Linked DNA regions of Homo sapiens: region 2 is linked to region 1. Evidence: chromatin loops called from intact Hi-C (ENCODE). Cell type or tissue: prostate gland. All regions are shown on one strand. Each heading gives the region's core, and the rest is flanking DNA. Links, peaks and the distances in the headings are about the cores only. Region 1 overlaps CACUL1 (CDK2 associated cullin domain 1). Region 2 has its middle 27 kb from the start of PRLHR.

Region 1 (9,073 bases), core at 760-8,759:
TAAACAGAAAAGGTCCTTAAGCTTTGGTAAATTGGAAAAAACTGAGTTTATCAGATACTTATTGAGCAGTTGTTAGGCATTGTACTTAGAGAAGTGATAACTGGCCTCATTGGTTTGGGCTTCAGAACAACAAGGGACAATGTTTAACTGTATTATGTGGGTGATCATCAAAAGGTTTTTAAACACACATGCACTGCTTGTATGTGGTAGGACCTATATTTTACAAGTATTTAATTCTCCTAACCCTATAAGATAGGTATAGTCATTACCTCCATTTTATAGATGGAGAAACGGAGACAAAGAGAGGTTAAAGTTTAAACCAGAATAGCACAGCTATTAATGTCGTTTCTACTTACACATTTTTATATTACTTACCCCTTTACTGCAGCAAAAAAATAACTACATTCAATTTCTGTAACTTTCTACAATCTGATCAGTAATTTCCTTCCCGTGGCTTCAGATAGATCTGGAAAACTAGTGTTCCATTTATTATCGGTGTATAACAAATCATCCAAAAATACAGTGGCTTAAAACAACAGTCTTTTATTTTGCTCTGCAGTTTGGGAGGGCTTGGGGTGGGGTAGCTTATCTCTGTTCTGCTCAGCATTGTCTGATGTGGCTCAGCTGGGGGCTGGCACTTTCAGTGTGACTCATTCACGTGGCTGGTAGGTTGGTGCTAGCTTTTGGTTCCTCTGTGTTTCCTTCATGAGTGAGTATCTCAAGATACAGGAAATGGAAATTGCTGGTATCTTAGGTCCTCGGCTCAGAAACTGGCACAGTGCCACTTTTGCTGTATTCTGCTGGGCGAGGGTCACAGAGCCCAAATTCCAGGAGAGGAATGTATCCCACCTCTTGATAAAAGGCATGTCGGCTGGGCGCGATGGCTCACACCTGTAATCCCAGCACTTTGGGAGGCCGAGGCAGGCGGATCACTTGAGGTCAGGAGATCGAGACCAGCCTGGTCAACATGGTGAAACCCTGTCTCTACTAAAAATACAAAAATTAGCCGGGTGTGGTGGCACGTGCCTGTAATCCCAGCTACTTGGGAGGCTGAGGCAGGAGAATCACTTGAACCCAGGAGTCAGAGGTTGCAGTGAGCCAAGATCGCCACTGCACTCCAGCCTGGCTACAGAGTGAGACTCCGTCTCAAAAAAAAAAAAAAAAGCAAAAGAGGTTTGTCAGAAGAATTTGGGAGCCACGTCTTAAAAACAACACAAAAATGTAAAATGAATACTGTCTGTTAATAAAGAATCAGTTCTTGATTGCCCCATATTATTCATTATTAGTATGTTTCATGAATGAAGACAATGACTTCTTACTGGGAATAAAACTAGTTTTCTATCGGCTCCATGGTATAATCATTTTTATGCATATTTGCTTATAAAATAAAGTGGCTTCTATTTTTGGCTGAAAGTAAACTACTAGGCTCTATTGTTAAAGTATTTACGTCGTATGTTGGTGATTCTGAGCAAATGTAACAAATGTGTAGCATGGGGTTAATTAATGATAGAAAATTTCCTGGGAAAATATAGTGTGTTGACTTTTGCAGCAGCAGATTTATAGTTCAGTTTGCACAGTGTTCTAAATAGTTACGTTTTAGTTAATTTTCTTAGGCAGTTCTGCCTTTTAGATCAAACCATTGTAGTTTGAAATTTTTTGAAGCCAAGAGTATTTTCAGTTTTATGAATTGCTTTTCACATTAATAAAGGAGAGAGTCTCCTGAGCAAGTGTGTAGCACTGAGGAATACTTGAAAGAGCAGAGGAGCTTGGTTCTGGTCCCAATTCAGGTATCAAAAGGTGTGTGACTTTCAGCAAGACACTTAACCTGTCTAGATTTTAGGATTAGAAGTTATCTATTCTAGTGTTTAAACTATACGGCTTATTGATATCTGTGGGATGATTGTTGCGTATAAGCAAGCATTTCAGTGTTGGTATGGTGAAGTAGAGTACAGAATTTAGAGTGAAACACAAGTTCTCAAACTTCTTCTGCCTCTAGCTAGCTCTGTGACTTCAGATGAATTATTCAGTGATGAGTTTTTATTTTGGCCTCAGTTTCCTCACTTGTTAAAAATAAAAAGGTAGATGATAAAGCTTGTGAGAATTAAATATATGTAAAGTACGTAGCACTTACTAAATGCTCAGTACTCTTTTCTCTCTCAAGTTACCACCCCCAAACTCCCATTTCTTTTTCCTTAAAAGGGGAGATTAACTAGAAAATCTTTTAAGTTTTAAACACTGTTTTCCTAAAATCATTTTAAATTTATTTCAAATTAATTTCTGTACATTTTATGTATATATCTTTGTATTATATTTATCATTTCTTTATCAAATTTGACATAGGGGATTTCAGTTATGGTAGGAGTTGTTTGCAAATGTATATACTTGACCACATAATGAATATGTGGTTGAATACGAAGAGTTAGTGGGAGCAAGGCTAATTGGAGGCCAAAATGGTGAAAAGGTTAGGAAGATGGATTAATAGAGAGAACTTTGAAAACCTAACACTTAGAATTTAAATTTTTAAACACTGCATTTTAAAGCAACATGATTTTCTGAAATGCTTAGCATTTGTCTATGCCAAGCTTGTTCAACCCATGGCCTGCGGGCCGCATGCGGCCTAGTATGGCTTTGAATGCTGCCCAACACAAATTCGTAAACTTTTTTTTTTATTAGATAGTGTCTCGCTGTGTTACCCAAGCTGGAGTGCAGTAGCGGGATCTTGGCTCACTGCAGCCTCCGCCTCCCAGGTTCAAGCAATTCTCTGCCTCAGCCTCCTGAGTAGCTGGGATTACAGGCGCCTGCCGCCACGCCTAGCCAATTTTTTTGTATTTTTAGTAGAGACGGGGGTTTCACCAAGTTGGCCAGGTTGGTCTTGAACTCCTGACCTTGTGTTCCACCTGCCTCAGCCTCCCAAAGTGTTGGGATTACAGGCGTGAGCCACTGTGCCAGCCTGTAAATTTTCTTAAAACGAGTTTTTTTGCAATTTTTTTTTAAGCTCATCAGCTGTCGTTAGTGTATTTTATGTGTGGCCCAAGACAGTTCTTCTTCTAGTGTGGGCCAGGGGAGCCAAAAGACTGGACACCCCTGGTGGTCTGTGCCATTCAAAATTGTAACTATCTACTGATGATAAAATTGGAAGGATAGACTTGAACAGTGAGTGCATCTCTGATGGCCATCATATATATTCAAACATAACTCAAATTGTACGTTTGAGACTGTAAAATCCTTATTGGCCTAGTAAGATGGCATTTCTCTTTTTAGAAAGGCATGAACAGAACAAAATCAGTTTATATGTGATGTTACAAGCCTGGCTGAGGGTAAAATCCTACTAAGTTTTTTGTTGTTATTAGCAAATGCAGCTCTTTGAGATAAATTAAAAATGAATCATTTTAGGTCAGTAGTATCTGTTGTGTTCACTTATCAATGGAATTCACTTGTATTTGTTAGTGATCTTATCTAGAGGAATTATTCTTACTCGTTAAAAACTTCTTAAAAATGTTTGTGTGGCAGTAGATAACCTAAAAGAAAACTGTCTCTGTTGTCATGTTCAGAGTCAGGGTCACCAAAGACATGAAAATGAGAAAGATGAGCCATTATCATCCCTTGCCCTTAGCTCTTGTAAGAAAATAGTAGATGTAGCTATAGCATTTGTGGAAATGAATTTCTGTCTCTGATCACAGTTACCAAATAATTACTAATGGTGTTTTGGGGGAAGGAGAAATGATTGAGGGAGATTATCATATGATACTTTATTCTCCAAATGTAATGGAAGCACTTTCAACTCACTTATAATGTATCATTCATGATACATTATACTAGTGCTTTTAGAAAGCTTTACTTACTTTTCAGAACCTTCATGAATTGATTCATTTCCATTAGTGGCCAGCAGACCTTCACGTATTTTAGCTACTGCAGTGGATTAAAAAAATAAAATCCTTAGTATATAAACATTTGATTGGTTTATTGGACTGTTCCTTTCTTACAATTGTTTATGTTTCAGGAGTCTTTGGGAGAAACAGTAATAGAGAAATCTTGACAGTCAATATGTGTTACATTCTTTTTAACCTGTTTTCTTATTTCAGCTTTACTTTTAGAAGCCCAGTCAACACCATTTCAGGTCACACCTTCAACTATGGCAAATATTGTGAAAGGCCTGTATACCCTCAGACCAGGTAAACATTTCTCATTTCTGTTGGGATTGGAACTGTTTGTTACAGCCTTTTCCAAGAGGGCAGTGGTTCTGTATGTGTTTTGTGAGGCTTAATGGTACTTGGATTTGCTGGAGCAAAAAAATTGAGTAGATACTCATCATTGTGAAATGTAAACTCAGAGCTCAGTTGGAATGTTCTCTGCTAGTGGAAACCAACTAGTGTGGTTTTTGCAGAACCTGTGAGGGAAATACAAGAAATAAATTGTAGGATACACTTTGGATAAAATTGAATCTCATGTTTGGTCTTAGTTTCTTCTTTACTTCCTGCCTCACGCTGCACATACTTACAGACATCCACATTCACAACCCCGTCTTCTTAGGCCTGTTAAGTAACTTGCGAAGAATCTAGAAGTGTTGGTAAAGTTACAGTCATTTTGTAAGGATGTTCTGGGGAGAGAGACAATCACAAGAACCAAAGCAAATACCAAAGATCACTATAGTCAAAAGCATGGTTTTTAAATTCTTAATGTGTCTCTCTATCTTAGAATAAAACATTATAAATTTAAAGGAATCCCAAGGAGCTTTTGTATATATCTTTCTATAAGCCGGAACCTCAAACTTGTCATAGAGTTGTCTAGCAACTTATAAATGTCCATGGGAGAGAGATTACAAAAGTTATCAGGATAGAACGTTGTTCTACAATCTATAAATACAAGGAATGCTTTTTAGATAGTAATTACCTTTTTGTGAAATTCTTTTGTTGTTTGAGGATTAAATGAAATAAAACATGATATAAAGAGCTTAACGCACAGTACCTGATAACATAATAAGCATGCAAACATTCACTGCTGTTATTACTATCCATTTGAGTTTAATGGTTATTTTAATTAATTGATGGCTTGTTTGCTTAATTAAACGACCTGTCAGAATTTAGCAAGCTAAAATGGAAACCAAGTGAAAACTGGTACTGGTAGACTGATTTTAGAAATACCTTCTTAGGCTGGGTGTGGTGGCTCACACCTGTGATCCCCAGCACTTTGGGAGGCCGAGGCGGGCAGATCACGAGGTCAGGAGATCCAGACCATCCTGGCTAACACGGTGAAACCTCGTCTCTACTAAAAATAGAAAAAATTAGCCTGGTATGGTGGCGGGCGCCTGTAGTCCCAGCTACTTCCTGAGCTGATTGTACCACTGCACTCCAGCCTGGGCGATAGAGTGAGACTCCATCAAAACAAAACAAAACCCTTAGGCTACTTTAAATGATTAATGACATCTAGAGTATTCAAATTTATTGTTAAATTTGGATCTAGGGTTTGAGCTTTACTTTCTGTGACTTTTAACAGAAATTACTTGTATAAAGTAGTAAAGATTTTATTGCATATGTCCAATAAACTGATACTTTTCTGTATTTAGTTTCTCAGAATTTTACAGCAGTGTGATGAAGATGGCTCCTGAAATAGTGTGTGTACCAGGTTATGAATGATTTTTTTTCCTTTGAAAGCATCTAAGTGCAGTATGACAAATTCTGCCTCCCAAGTAGGCAGCTTATAAGCACTGGCTTTTATCATACGTAACAAAATTGCAAAATAAAGTTTATCACTAAAGGTAGAAAAGTATTGTGGGTACATGTTTATCTAAATGCTATTTTATCCAGGTTCAAGCTCTTGTAATAGGATTTATACTACTTGTAAGGAGAATTCTATATTTGAGAATTGTCCTTTTGAAAAGGTGAATTTTATCACATACTAACCTTTTGCTGCCCTGCACATTTTCTGAGATACTTGAAAACATATTTTGACATTTACATGTTTTGCCAGTACCCATTATGTTCCTGCTTTATTAAAGCCATTTTATTCACCTGACAGATTAAGATTAGAATATTTTAAAAGTTGAATTTTGAAAGCAAAAGTTTGTTCTACTGCAGTAGTTCGCAAGTGCTGGTCTTTGTATGACTGCATCTGAGTCACTTAAGAAGGCTTTTTAAACTCTAGATTCCTGGGCTGTAATCCTTGGAGATTCTCATGACTTACCATTTTTGGCATCCATTCTTTAGAAATAGTTCCAGCAATCCTATTCTGCCCGTTTTCATTTAATACACACACTTTGTTTCTTCATCTTTATTTTGTGGCAGATGGGTTTGACTTTGCCAGCTGTGACTGATTAGTGGTTCTCTGTAGCACTGTATTGAGACTCTTAGTGAAGCCATATTTGAGCTGGACTGGAAGGAGGGAAGCATTTTGCCACGAGTTTCTCCCAAGGCGTGACTGAATGGATTGGTCCTTGTATCATTTGCAGTGCTTATTTGCCAGCTTTAATTAGCTATTCTCCTGTTAGACGTTTTATTAACTTCTACTTTTTTACTTACCACAGAGCAAATGTTCCACAGCATCAAGCGTGGCTTTTTCTGATTTATAATCATTTACTCAGATTATCGTTTTTAAAGTGATTCAAGAGCATTAATATTTTTATAGTTTTTGACATGTGTAGCCAAAATGTTTTCCAAGAGGAAAAATGTAAAAGGGCTAGATTAAAACAATTCAAAATGAGTAATAGTGTTAATTGAGGACCACCACCAAGGAAGGGAAATACTGGTTTCCCCATGCCCTTGATACAGGTGGGTGTTAATTCTCTTTAATGTTCACTGAATAAAAAGGAGAGAGTATATTTATTTTAGCTTGAATTTTTTTAAATATTAACAGGGCTATTCTGTTTCTATTATTATAGGTTCTTTCACTCATTTATCTGGTCTTACTGATCTGTACATATTCGTTATAATAAAGATACTAATTCATCTTTGTCATATCTGGTGCAAGTGTTTTCTTGTGACTTCTTTGCCTTATTTTCTATAGTCTCCTGAGCTTTTAAAAAATGATTTGATAACCACTTTTTTTTTTACTGTTGTTTATATATATTTGCTGTAATTGAACATGGCTCAAAAAATATTTTCAAAGTACTAACCAGTTACCTCCAGCCCACTTATTAAACGTTCAGTCCCTCCTACCTTTTGTGCTGCCTCTTTTTTTAAATATGTCTACTTATTATTTGTACTGTTCTATTCTTGGGCTATATATTGTTTTAATTAATGGCTAATAAGGCTGATATTTACACCAAGTCCCCTCCCACTCAGAATTGTTTGGTAATCACATTCATGTTTTCCTCCATACTTATAATTTTCTGTAAGATTTGTTCAAAAATTCCCTAGGGGTTTTCACTAAATTCTGTTAAATCAGTAAAGTAAAAATGGCTTTCTTCATACTATAAAATTCTTTTTCTTTTTTTTTTTTTTTTTTTTTTTTGAGACGGAGTCTCGCTCTGTCGCCCAGGCTGGAGTGCAGTGGTGCGATCTCGGCTCACTGCAAGCTCCGCCTCCCAGGTTCACGCCATTCTCCTGCCTCAGCCTCCTGAGTAGCTGGGACTACAGGTGCCCGCCACCGTGTCTGGCTAATTTTTTGTATTTTTAGTAGAGATGGGGTTTCACCATGTTAGCCAGGATGGTCTCGATCTCCTGACCTCGTGATCCACCTGCCTCGGCCTCCCAAAGTGCTAGGATTACAGGTGTGAGCCGCCGCACCCGGCCTGTAAAATTCTTTTTAGAAGGGAAATTTAACTTTGTATGTTCTTTACCAGAATGGGATTGCACTAATTTTTTCCCCTGCTTAAATTTGGCTTACTATATATTTTAAAAGAAAACTTTCCCTTTTCCATTTAATTTGGTGTGTTTATATGATTTCCTTAATGAATTGTTTCCTTTCCTCACAGAGTGGGTTCAGATGGCTCCAACTCTATTTTCTAAATTTATTCCAAACATTCTCCCTCCGGCGGTGGAATCTGAACTTTCTGAATATGCTGCTCAAGATCAGAAATTTCAAAGAGAACTTATACAGAATGGTTTTACAAGGCAAGTTGTTTTTTTTTCCTTTAGTGGTCAAATATGTCCATTTCCCTAGGCCAGTCTGGCTTGACATGGGAGAAATGGTAAGGTTCTGAGAATGGGAGGTAACTGGCCAAGAGTCTTGCTGCTGCAAGAAGACATTAGCTCCTTGTCTGTAGAAATGTTGAAGCTAGGTTTTGATTTTGTGGAAGCTGCTCTTCATTACGTACGTTTTGTTTTTGAGATGGAGTCTTGCTCCGTTTTCTAGGCTGGAATGCAGTGGCACAATCTCGGCTTACCACAACCTCCACCTCCTGGGTTCAAGCAGTTCTCCTGCCTTAGCCTCCCAAGTAGCTGGGATTACAGGCGTGTGCCACCACCACACCTGGCTAATTGTTTTGTATTTTTAGTAGAGATGGGGTTTCACCATGTTGGCCAGGCTGGTTTCAAACTCCTGACCTCAAGTGATCCGCCTGCCTAGGCCTCCCAAAGTGCTGGGATCATAGGCATGAGCCACCATGCCCGGCCCATACATTTTGAAGAAGGGATTTCCCACTGGGTGAGCAGTTAGGTGGGCAAGCTCCAGGAGCTCTTTCAACTTTGATTTTCTTGTATTAGTCCTGTGCATATAGAACTTTTATGATCTGTTATAATGTACTTTTATGACTAACCTAGCATAGAGGCTTTAAATTCTGTATTTCATACTTCCCCTTTTGCCCTAAATTCTAGTGGTTTCTTCTTAAGTAGGGCATCTCTTTATTTACCTTTCTTGGTTTTGATAATTTTTCTAAAGTTTTTGCGCTTAATTAACGTGGTCATATCCCAAAAAATCTTGCAGAGTGCATTTTTCAACTAAAATACATTTTAATACAATTTTTGTGATTCCCCATGAGAAAATAGCCTGTATCAGCAAATCATTTAAGGTCACAGTAATAGCTTCCATTTTTATAATCCTTACTCTTTTTTTTTTTTTTTTTTTTTTTTGAGACGGAGTCTCGCTCTGTCGCCCAGGCCGGACTGCGGACTGCAGTGGCGCAATCTCGGCTCACTGC
Region 2 (9,073 bases), core at 540-8,539, 72 kb after region 1:
AGACCCCAAGCATGGAATTAAAGGAACATCTTGAGTTCCATCTAGGGAAATTCCAGGCACCTACCTAGCTTGCTCTGAGAAGTAAATAAGCAACCTGATAGGCAAGAAGGTAATAGTAGCTTAGAACAATAGCCAAGGAAGCTGAAATCACAGGCTGTTTGGTTCCCTATAGAAACCAAAGGCAACATCTTACTATATGTCCCCAAGTTGTTTCTCAGAAACCTGGACCCCCACCAGACTGGCTCGTAGACCTCAGATAAAGGGGAACTGAGGACTGACCTCAGACCACTGTTCTTTCTTCTAAATTTCTTCCTGAGGGGTCTAGAGGAAGTCACACCCAGGAGCCGGAGCTAACATTTTCTGCTAACCTCCAGTTTTTATTTTGTTATTATTTTTTGAGATGGAGCCTTGCTCCATTGCCCAGGCTGGAGTGCAGTGGCGTGATCTCAGTTCACTGCAACCTCTGCCTCCCGGGTTCAAGCAATTCTCCTGCCTCAGCCTCCCAAGTAGTGGGACTACAGGCATGTGCCACCACGCCTGGCTAATTTTTGTATTTTTAGTAGAGACGGGGTTTCGCCATGTTGACCAGGCTGGTCTCAAACTCCTGACCTCAAGTGATCCACCTGCCTCAGCCTCCCGAAGTGCTGGGATTACAGGTGTGAGCCACCATGGCCAGCCTGACCCCCAGTTTTTAAATAAAGCTTCTCTTCCTTAACCAATTGCAAATCAGAAAATCTTTGAATCTACCTATTAACATGTAAGCCGCCATGTCAAGATATCCTACCCTTTTAGGCCAAAACCAATGTGTAAACTTCATCTACTGATTTACAATTTTGCCTGTAATTTCTGCTTTCCTGAAGCTGATCCCTGCCTTTAAAAATTCTTACCTGCAAACCATCAGTGAGGTCAGGATTATTTGCTAGTCACCAAGTAAGGAAGAGAGGAAGGCATTTTTGCCAGGCACCAAGTAAGGAAAATCGGGCAATGCTGCCCGGCAAATAAATGCCTTCCTGTCTTCTGCTGCAAACCTCAGTGTGGATGTTCTATCCTTACTCTACCTGGCATGCGGACCCCAGGTTGGTTCAATAACAGGGTCTTTATTCAGCTGTCTTGGCCAAAGAGCCCAGTGTTGGCCACGTGAAGATAATTGTGTTTCTAGAGAGTCCTTATTGTGGTGGGGAAAAAACAGTTCAAGTGAGCTCAGGTCACTCTGACCCTGCAGGGGAGGCGTCTCCTTGGAAGCAGAGCTCTGATTTTCTGCTTTGTTTTCTCACTGAAAGGGCACAGTGCAAGATGCAGGGCTTGTTTCTCTGGTAGAAATGTGATTGTCCTTCTCACACTTTGCTGGGTGGCAAGAGGCTTTGTTAGTGTTACAGGAAAGGGGTCTAGATCCAGACCCCAAGAGTGTTCTTGGATCTCACACAAGAATGAATTCAGAGTGAGTCCACAGGACAAAGCAAAAGCAAGTTTATTAAGAAAGTTAAGTGGTGAAAGAACAGCTACTCCATAGAGTAGGGCGTTCCCGAAAGTAAGAGGAGGAATGTGTCCAACCTAGGTACAATACTTTATAAGTATATAGGATAAAAAAAGATAATGGGGAGATGTGCTCTCCTACAAGGGTCTGTGATAAAGGATTAGTTTTCTTAATTACTATATTTTGCAAGAATCAATATTATCTTTAAAGGGAAATTAGGACTTCTTCTGTTAAGAGACTGGGATATCAGAACACTCCTAAGTCTGGGTCTGTTTAGTAAATGTTATCAATCTGTTCACTTAACCATAAACATCTAGAGGCTAGGAATAATACCTTTCTGGGAATGCAGCCCAGCAAGCCCCAGCCTCATTTTTCCTAGCCCTCACTCAAGATGGAGTCGCTCTGGTTCTAATGCCTCTGACATGAGTACCTCTTTTTATTTTTTGTGGAATGGGCTCCATCCCCAAAGTCCACGTGTCCCAACTGCTCCCAGGGTGCAGAAGTCCCTGGGACACGTGCTTGGCAGGCGATCCATGGCTTTAATCTTCCATCTGTACTGGAAAGCACCCACCAAGCCGATTCATTAATCCACACTGGGCATCTCCAGCTGGTTGGATGACAGCAACTCAAACACAGCCCATCCCAAAGTGAAACAATCATCTTCCCCTAAGCAAATTTCTCCTTTCATCACACAAGCCAGAGCCCCTGGAATCTACCTCTTAGCCTTTTCCCTTCCTCTAGGTCATAACTTATTTTCTCAGCCTGAGTGAGTGCAACTGATCAGGAGGATATCCATGATACGGGATGATAGGAAACGTATAACTATTAGCTAATATTAAATACAAACTCCTAGGAGCTCAGCTGATAAACTCAGGAGAAATGTGGTGGTCCAGCCAGACTTTCAGGAGAGAAAGAATTGGAGAAGGAGAGGAACACACACACAACAAAAGAGAGACAAGGAAAACGGAGAACTGGGCCTTAACTCCAAGATGCATTTGAATTGGATGCATTTGCGTTTCTGAAATTGCTTGGGTGGGAGCCATAGAGACAAACTCCGGCAGTTAAGAAAAAACTGTTGAGCTGCCAGCTGTTGAGGGGGTTAATTAGGACACAGAACCAAACCAAAAGTAACAATCAAGCCTTTCCTCATATACTGTGATAGAGCAAGCAAGCGAGGAGCCAAAAAGAGGAAGGCACCACTCCTCATGGTTTCCCCCTAGAAAGGCACTGGGCAATGATGGGGTGGCATCCAATCAGATGCAGTGCAGACAGGGGCAACTGCCTTACAGCTCAGGAGCCCCTAACAAAAAGGCTCCTTGAATTAGTTCGTTTTAACACTGCTATAAAGACACACCTGAGACTGGATAATTTGTTACTTTTCCAATTACTTTCAATGGCAAACATCACAATTACTTTGGTACCAACCTAATATAAAGAAAAGAGGTTTAATTGACTCACAGTTCTGCAGGGCTGGGGAGACCTCAGGAAACTTACAATCATGGCAGAAGGCAAAGGGGAAAACAGACACTTCCTTCACAAGATGGCGAGAGAGTGAGAAGAGGGTAGGGAAAGCTGCCATTTATAAAACCATCAGATCTCGTGAGGACTCACTCACCATCACGAGAACAGCAAGGGGGAAATCCGCCCGCGTGATCCAATCACTTCCCACCAGGCCCCTCCTCCAACACTGGGGATTACAATTCAACATGAAATTTGGGCAGGGACACAGAGCCAAACCATATCGCTCTTGCCTTTATAGATCCAGGGGTCTTGGAGAGAAAAAGTATAGAGTCGGAGTGGAGAAACGGTCTCAGCTGAGGCCCCTTGATAAGGAGGGTTCTCAGTGGAGGAGCATTAAGGGTGTAGGCATGGAGACATTGAATTCATCCGTGCAAACATTGAGATATTTGCACCCAAACTTACTGTAGTTGTGACGTTGAATTTTGTTTTATTTCATGTTTTAGTGTGGTTATCAAAACTCTTGGGGATGAGATAAAAACAATAGTTATTATTTGTAATGACACTGGGAAATATCTGAATGTAAGCTGACCACAGAATTGGAACTGAAATGTCATAACTGGGTTGTGTCTTTGCCTTTTGTGGATTGATTCTTGAGGGACACAGCATAGTCAATATGGAAGATATATGAGCAATGGAAGTTGTTCTATGTAAACTCGTTGGGTGGAAGTTTTGAAATTGTCTTACCTGGCACATGTGTAATTTGTGGTAGAATAATTGATATGACAAAACTTCTCAAATCTCAGTGCCTTAATACAGTCAAATTGTATTTCTTGCTCATGTCACGGTTCAGTGTGGCTTAAGTAGTGGTCACTGGGAAGTGGGGACAAGGTTTAGTCTGCTCTGCACTGTCATTAAGGGGCCCAGGTTTCTTCCAAGATGTGAGTCTTTGCTCCTCTAAGGTTTTGTCCTCTTTCCTTTCAGCAAGCAGAAGGGAAAAGGTCATGAAGGAGGTTTTTTAGGGGAGAAGATCATGAAGTGGTGTCCACCAATCCCACCCTCATTCCCTTGGCCAGTACTTAGTCACATGTGCCCCCTAACTGCACAGAAGGCTGAGAAATACAGCCTGGCTCATGTTCAGGAGAAAAACGAAACAGAGTTTGGTGAAGACGGAACAGTCTCTGCCACAGCACATTTCTGATTTTTTTTTTTTTTTTTTGAGACAGAGTCTTGCTCTCTCACCCAGGCTGGAGTGCAGTGGCACGACCTCCACTCACTACAACTTCCACCTCCCGGGTTCAAGCGATTCTCCTGCCTCAGCCTCCCGAGTAGCTGAGATTACAGGTGTGTGCCACCATGCCTGGCTAATTTTGTATTTTTAGTAGAGATGGGGTTTCACTATGTTGGCCAGTCTGGTCTCGAACTCCTGACCTCAGGTGATCTTCCCGCCTCGGCCTTCCAAAGTGCTGGGATTACAGGTGTGAGCCATCGTGCCCAGCCACCACAGCATGTTTCTTAGGTAAGTGGATATTAATTTGATTCTCCTTTTTTTTTTTTTTTTGAGACAGGGTCTCACTCTTTCTCCCAGGCTAGAGTACAGTGGCACGATCTCCGCTCACTGCAACCTCTGCCTCCTGGGTTCATGCCATTCTCCTGCCTCAGCCTCCCGAGTAGCTGGTACTACAGGTGCCCGCCGCTACACCCGGCTAATTTTTTGTATTTTTAGTAGAGACGGGGTTTCACCATGTTAGCCAGGATGGTCTCGATCTCCTGACCTCGTGATCCGCCCGCCTCGGCCTCCCAAAGTGCTGGGATTACAGGCATGAGCCACTATGCCTGGCCTTATTCTCCTTTTTTGATAGTCTCAGTGAGTATAAGGAATTATGGGGCAACAACACTAAGGTAATACGTGTGTATCCATGTTCCTCTGAGAAACTAGAGCTCAACTCTAAAGATGCCTGGGATAGGGAAATGAATATTGACAAAGGTGAAGAAACAATTTCAGGAATAGAAAACAAATTCAAATATGGAGCTCAAGTGGAGAAAATCAGAGAAGAGTTTCCAGCAAAACTTCAAGAGCTAATATCTTCTGTGGCACTCTCCCTTTCATTTTTATCTTTTGCAGGTGTATGAGTTTTTTTTTTTTCAATGACACTGGGTGCTCTATGTTGAGGGCTCTTTGATGTTTCCCCGGGGAGAGATTTGAGTTTCTCTTTTCAGCTGGTTAGTTCTCAAATGATGCCCTCGGGCAGGTCATGTCTACATCTACACAGTTTGAAGTAAATTCCAGGAAGCTGAGCCAAAAGTTAAAAACAGACAAGGAAATGGGAACTTACAATTCTTGAAGGAAACAGTTATTTAAACACAAGCTCTGTGTGTTTAGCCAGGAGAGGAACGGACTGTTCTTATGGGGAAGGTGGATTATTTTTAACAGGGTGGTACCAATGTATACAGATACACGTGAAAGGAGGAGGGTTGTGAGTAATGTGTCTGGTGCATGCTGTGAGCTCGCTGGCGGCCGGGGTTGGTGACTGGTGACTGACAGGGCTGCAGGATGTCATCAGGGCCCCAGCCATGTGGGAACTGTTATGGGACAGCTGGTCCAGAAGTGGGTGTGGGCTGGATCTCATCTAGTTCTGAACATGGCTGTAAGAGAAGGAAGGTTGTGTCCTAAGTGGGAAATAGAAGCCCATCTTGCTGTTCAACTGGAAGTTGAAGCAGTGGCCCTGGGGACAGATCTCAGATCCCTTCGGGAAGGTATGATGGCCATGTCCACAAGTTGCTGCGTGGAAGCCCCTTGGTTTCGACGTCTGTTTGCAACTGGGTCTGTTGAAATGCATGTGCCCACATCTGCATTCCCACCTTCAGGGTACTAGGGTAGCCCCAGAGGAAGGAAGTGAGGGATGGGTCATCTGAGAAGCCTCCCCTTGTGCTGTGGCCAATTGCAAGGATGGAGAGAGCTCTATGTAGACGAGCCAACAAGTCACAGAGTGTTCCTGAAGTACATTGTATCTGTTCCTGCCCAAGAAACAGGTGCTTTTAAGGACATCCCTCTTGACATCCAAAAGGCCCTGAAATGCAGTGAATAAAAAAAGGAACTTTGCCTTCATCTGGAAAGCAGCCTACCTACACAATGGGCAACTCAGCACTTATAAAGCCATGGTGAAAGATGGCAGGGGCATGAGCTACCGGAACAAAGGGACAGAGAAGCAAGTCAAAGCCCTTTATGTGCAGTGGTGGAAAAAAAAAGCATCTGGATATAGCAATTGGGCTGGAAGAGGCTTGGGGGTCCATTATATGGCATAATAAGAGAAATTACATCAGTGGGATTCTCATTATTGTTTTATTGGTATTATATTAGGGCAGAGCAATATGAGGGAAAAATGCAGCTAAAAGGATGGATGGGAGAAATAATCACATCTGACTCTTTTTTGAGACAGATAGTTTAGAATGCCACTTGTCAAAAGTGCAAGGGGGTTGGGCAGAGTGATTGATGTCGGAAGGGACATGGATCTCAGATTTAGGAGGAGGGGAAATGCATCAAGTTTGCCAGTAGACATAGGAGCTAAAGGAGCAGATTCAGAAGGAAGGTGCTGGCTCTGCAGACCTTGAGGGGAAGGAATGAGGCAAATTGGAGGAAGTGGGGGAAACGCGAGGAGGCAGCCCAGGTGGGGTGGTGGCTGGGGACGTGGTGGACATCAGACAAAGTCTCAGAGTCACATGGCCCTGTTAAGGCACATGCCACTCTGCATTGTCCTGGCAACAGGTCCCCATTTTACCACCCTGGCATTAAAACAAAGATAAGCCAAGGCAGGGAGGTAGGTGAACTGTAATCAGAGGCAGGGCCCATGTGGTGTGGGTGGCTCCACTTTGTGGGGACTACCTGGGCACAGGAATTTGGGATGTGTGATAGACAAAGAATGTGTCATGAAGTCCGTGTGTCCAGAAAAGAGAGAGAGCGCCTCCTGGGAGCTGCTGGCCTGGGGTTCTCCTATCGGCTCTGATAGAGGCCTTGGAATAAATATCCAGGTTGTCTGGCCATGCCTGCTACCTAGTGTGTTTGGAAGGAAATCTAGCATTTGAGGAACCCAGGCTGGGCACAGGTAGGCATGTGCTCTCTAAGGTAGCCTGTGAAACCATCCAGAAGGCTGCTCTCTCCCACTGCCCAGAAGTTTGACCCACCCAGAGATGGGAAGTGGGGTGGTCCAGGGAGTTAGCAATGCTCCTCTGTGTCACTTCTCTCCACCCTGTTTGGGCTCTCCACCCTGTCACCTGGACCTCTGCAGCAGCCTCCCACAGGGCACCCTCGTTCCTGCCTTTCCCCACTGCAATTCACCCTCCAGACTCCTGCCTGAAGAAACTCTACTTTCCTGTGTAAGACTCACCAATGGGTCCTGGTTCTTAGAGAATAAAGCGCAAACTCCTTAGCGTGGTTACAGGTTCCTTCCAGATCTGGCCCTGCCTCCCCAGCCTGCCTTCTCTGGGCGTCTGAGTCTCCCCACTGCCAACTCCACTTAGCAGCTGGTGCCTCTGGTACTTCTGGTCTGGCATTTTCTTTCTTTCTTTTGTTTTTTTTCTGAGACAGAGTCTCGCTCTGTCGCCCAGGCTGGCACGATCTCCGCTCACCGCAAGCTCCGCCTCCCAGGTTCACGCCATTCTCCTGCCTCAGCCTCTCGAGTAGCTGGGACTACAGGCGCCTGCCACCATGTCCGGCTAATTTTTTGTATTTTTAGTAGAGATGGGGTTTCGCTGTGTTAGCCAGGATGGTCTCGATCTCCTGACCTCGTGATCCGCCCGCCTCGGCCTCCCAAAGTGCTGGGATTACAGGCGTGAGCCACCGCACCCAGCTGGCATTTTCTTTCTTATCTTCTGAGACTCACTCCAAGCACAACCTGACCCATCCCCTCAGGTTGGAACTGGCCACCCCTTCCTTTGGGCAGGACAAGGATGCAGGTGGGCTTCAGGAAGAGCAGGATCCAGGTGCTGGGACTCTGCCAGGACTCTCTTGCTCTGTGCTCTTTGCTGCTCTCTGCCAGTCAGCTCCTTTCTCTCCCTGAAGATGGGGGCTTATTTCACCTCTGAGAAACAAGCCTGCCTACTGTTCCCTGTCTTACTTCTTCTCAAGGATTATAACTTAGGGAAGGCTCATTCTCTTTCTCAATCTCAATTTGAAAAGTCTTAGGGAAGAATTCTGATTGGCCTTGCTTGGGTCAGCTGCCCACCTCTGACTCAATCAACTGTGGTCATGGGCAAAGGCCATTATTATTAATAATGTTGCCTGGCTGGGCACAGTGGCTCATGCCTGTAATCCCAGTGCTTTGGGAGGCTGAGGCAGGAGGACTGCTTGAGCCCAGGAGTTTGAGATCAACCTGGGCAAAATAATGAGATGTTGTCATTGCCACTAAAAATAAAAAAATTAGCTAGGCATGGTGGCATGTACCTGTAGTCCTAGCTACTCAGGATGCTGAGGTGGGAGGATTGCTTGATCCCAGGAGTTCGAGGCTGCAGTGAGTTAAGATCATGCATCTGCACTCCAGTCTGGCAACAGTGTGAGACCGTGTCTCCGAAATACATATACACATACATACATAAAAATAAAAAAATTAATAATGTTGTCTAAATATGAGTTAGCTTTCTTACTAACTACTCCTCACAGAGTTCCTACTGGACTGGTAGCCAACCCAAACCCTCATGTCACGATAACTTTTCCACATTACCTGCCACCAGGTTAATTCATAGAAAATCAAATAAGCTGAATGCTCAACTATCAACTCACCACATTTACTAACAATAAAATAAAATAAACCTGGGTAGTTTTAATTTACTGGTTTTCCCTTTGTCTTCATAGCAGTATTTTAAGAAATATTCAGTCTTTCCCCTGGCTCCCTGTTGCCAAAACCAGAGGCTGAAAACAGTAAACGATGATGGGGGCAGAGAGAGGAGAGTCCCAGAGGAGCAAGCAGGAAAACTGGGAAACAGGAACATATTTATAAGAAATACTCATAAGACTAGAGCCCTAGGATGATCTATTTGTTGAATATAATTAATTCATCTGAAAGTAGAGTCAAGAAAATATATTCATAAAGAATATTTCTGAGTATAAACAATTCTTTTGGCTACATTCTTTGTATGAATAAACAA

What was found. A loop is a pair of places that touch in the nucleus more often than their neighbours do. Peaks named below come from ENCODE experiments on the same cell type or tissue, not always from the same donor. Only the 100,000 strongest peaks of a DNase experiment are listed, where the experiment ranks them.
Region 2: a loop joins it to region 1, with 2.0 times the contacts of the local background. A loop is called at or near these places in 2 of 110 quality-filtered maps.

What each region holds. Positions count from the first base shown.
Region 1 is chr10:118,690,240-118,699,312 of GRCh38, reverse strand. CACUL1 (CDK2 associated cullin domain 1) reads left to right here. Exons shown (of 9, transcript NM_153810.5): 6 at 4,083-4,172; 7 at 7,910-8,048. Among named protein-coding and RNA genes, the nearest start is that of CACUL1, 60 kb to the left of the region's middle. In prostate gland, for the core only: no CTCF peak of the experiment used is centred there; no DNase peak of the experiment used is centred there.
Region 2 is chr10:118,617,842-118,626,914 of GRCh38, reverse strand. No RefSeq gene overlaps it. Among named protein-coding and RNA genes, the nearest start is that of PRLHR, 27 kb to the right of the region's middle. In prostate gland, for the core only: no CTCF peak of the experiment used is centred there; a DNase peak (open chromatin) is centred at 5,434.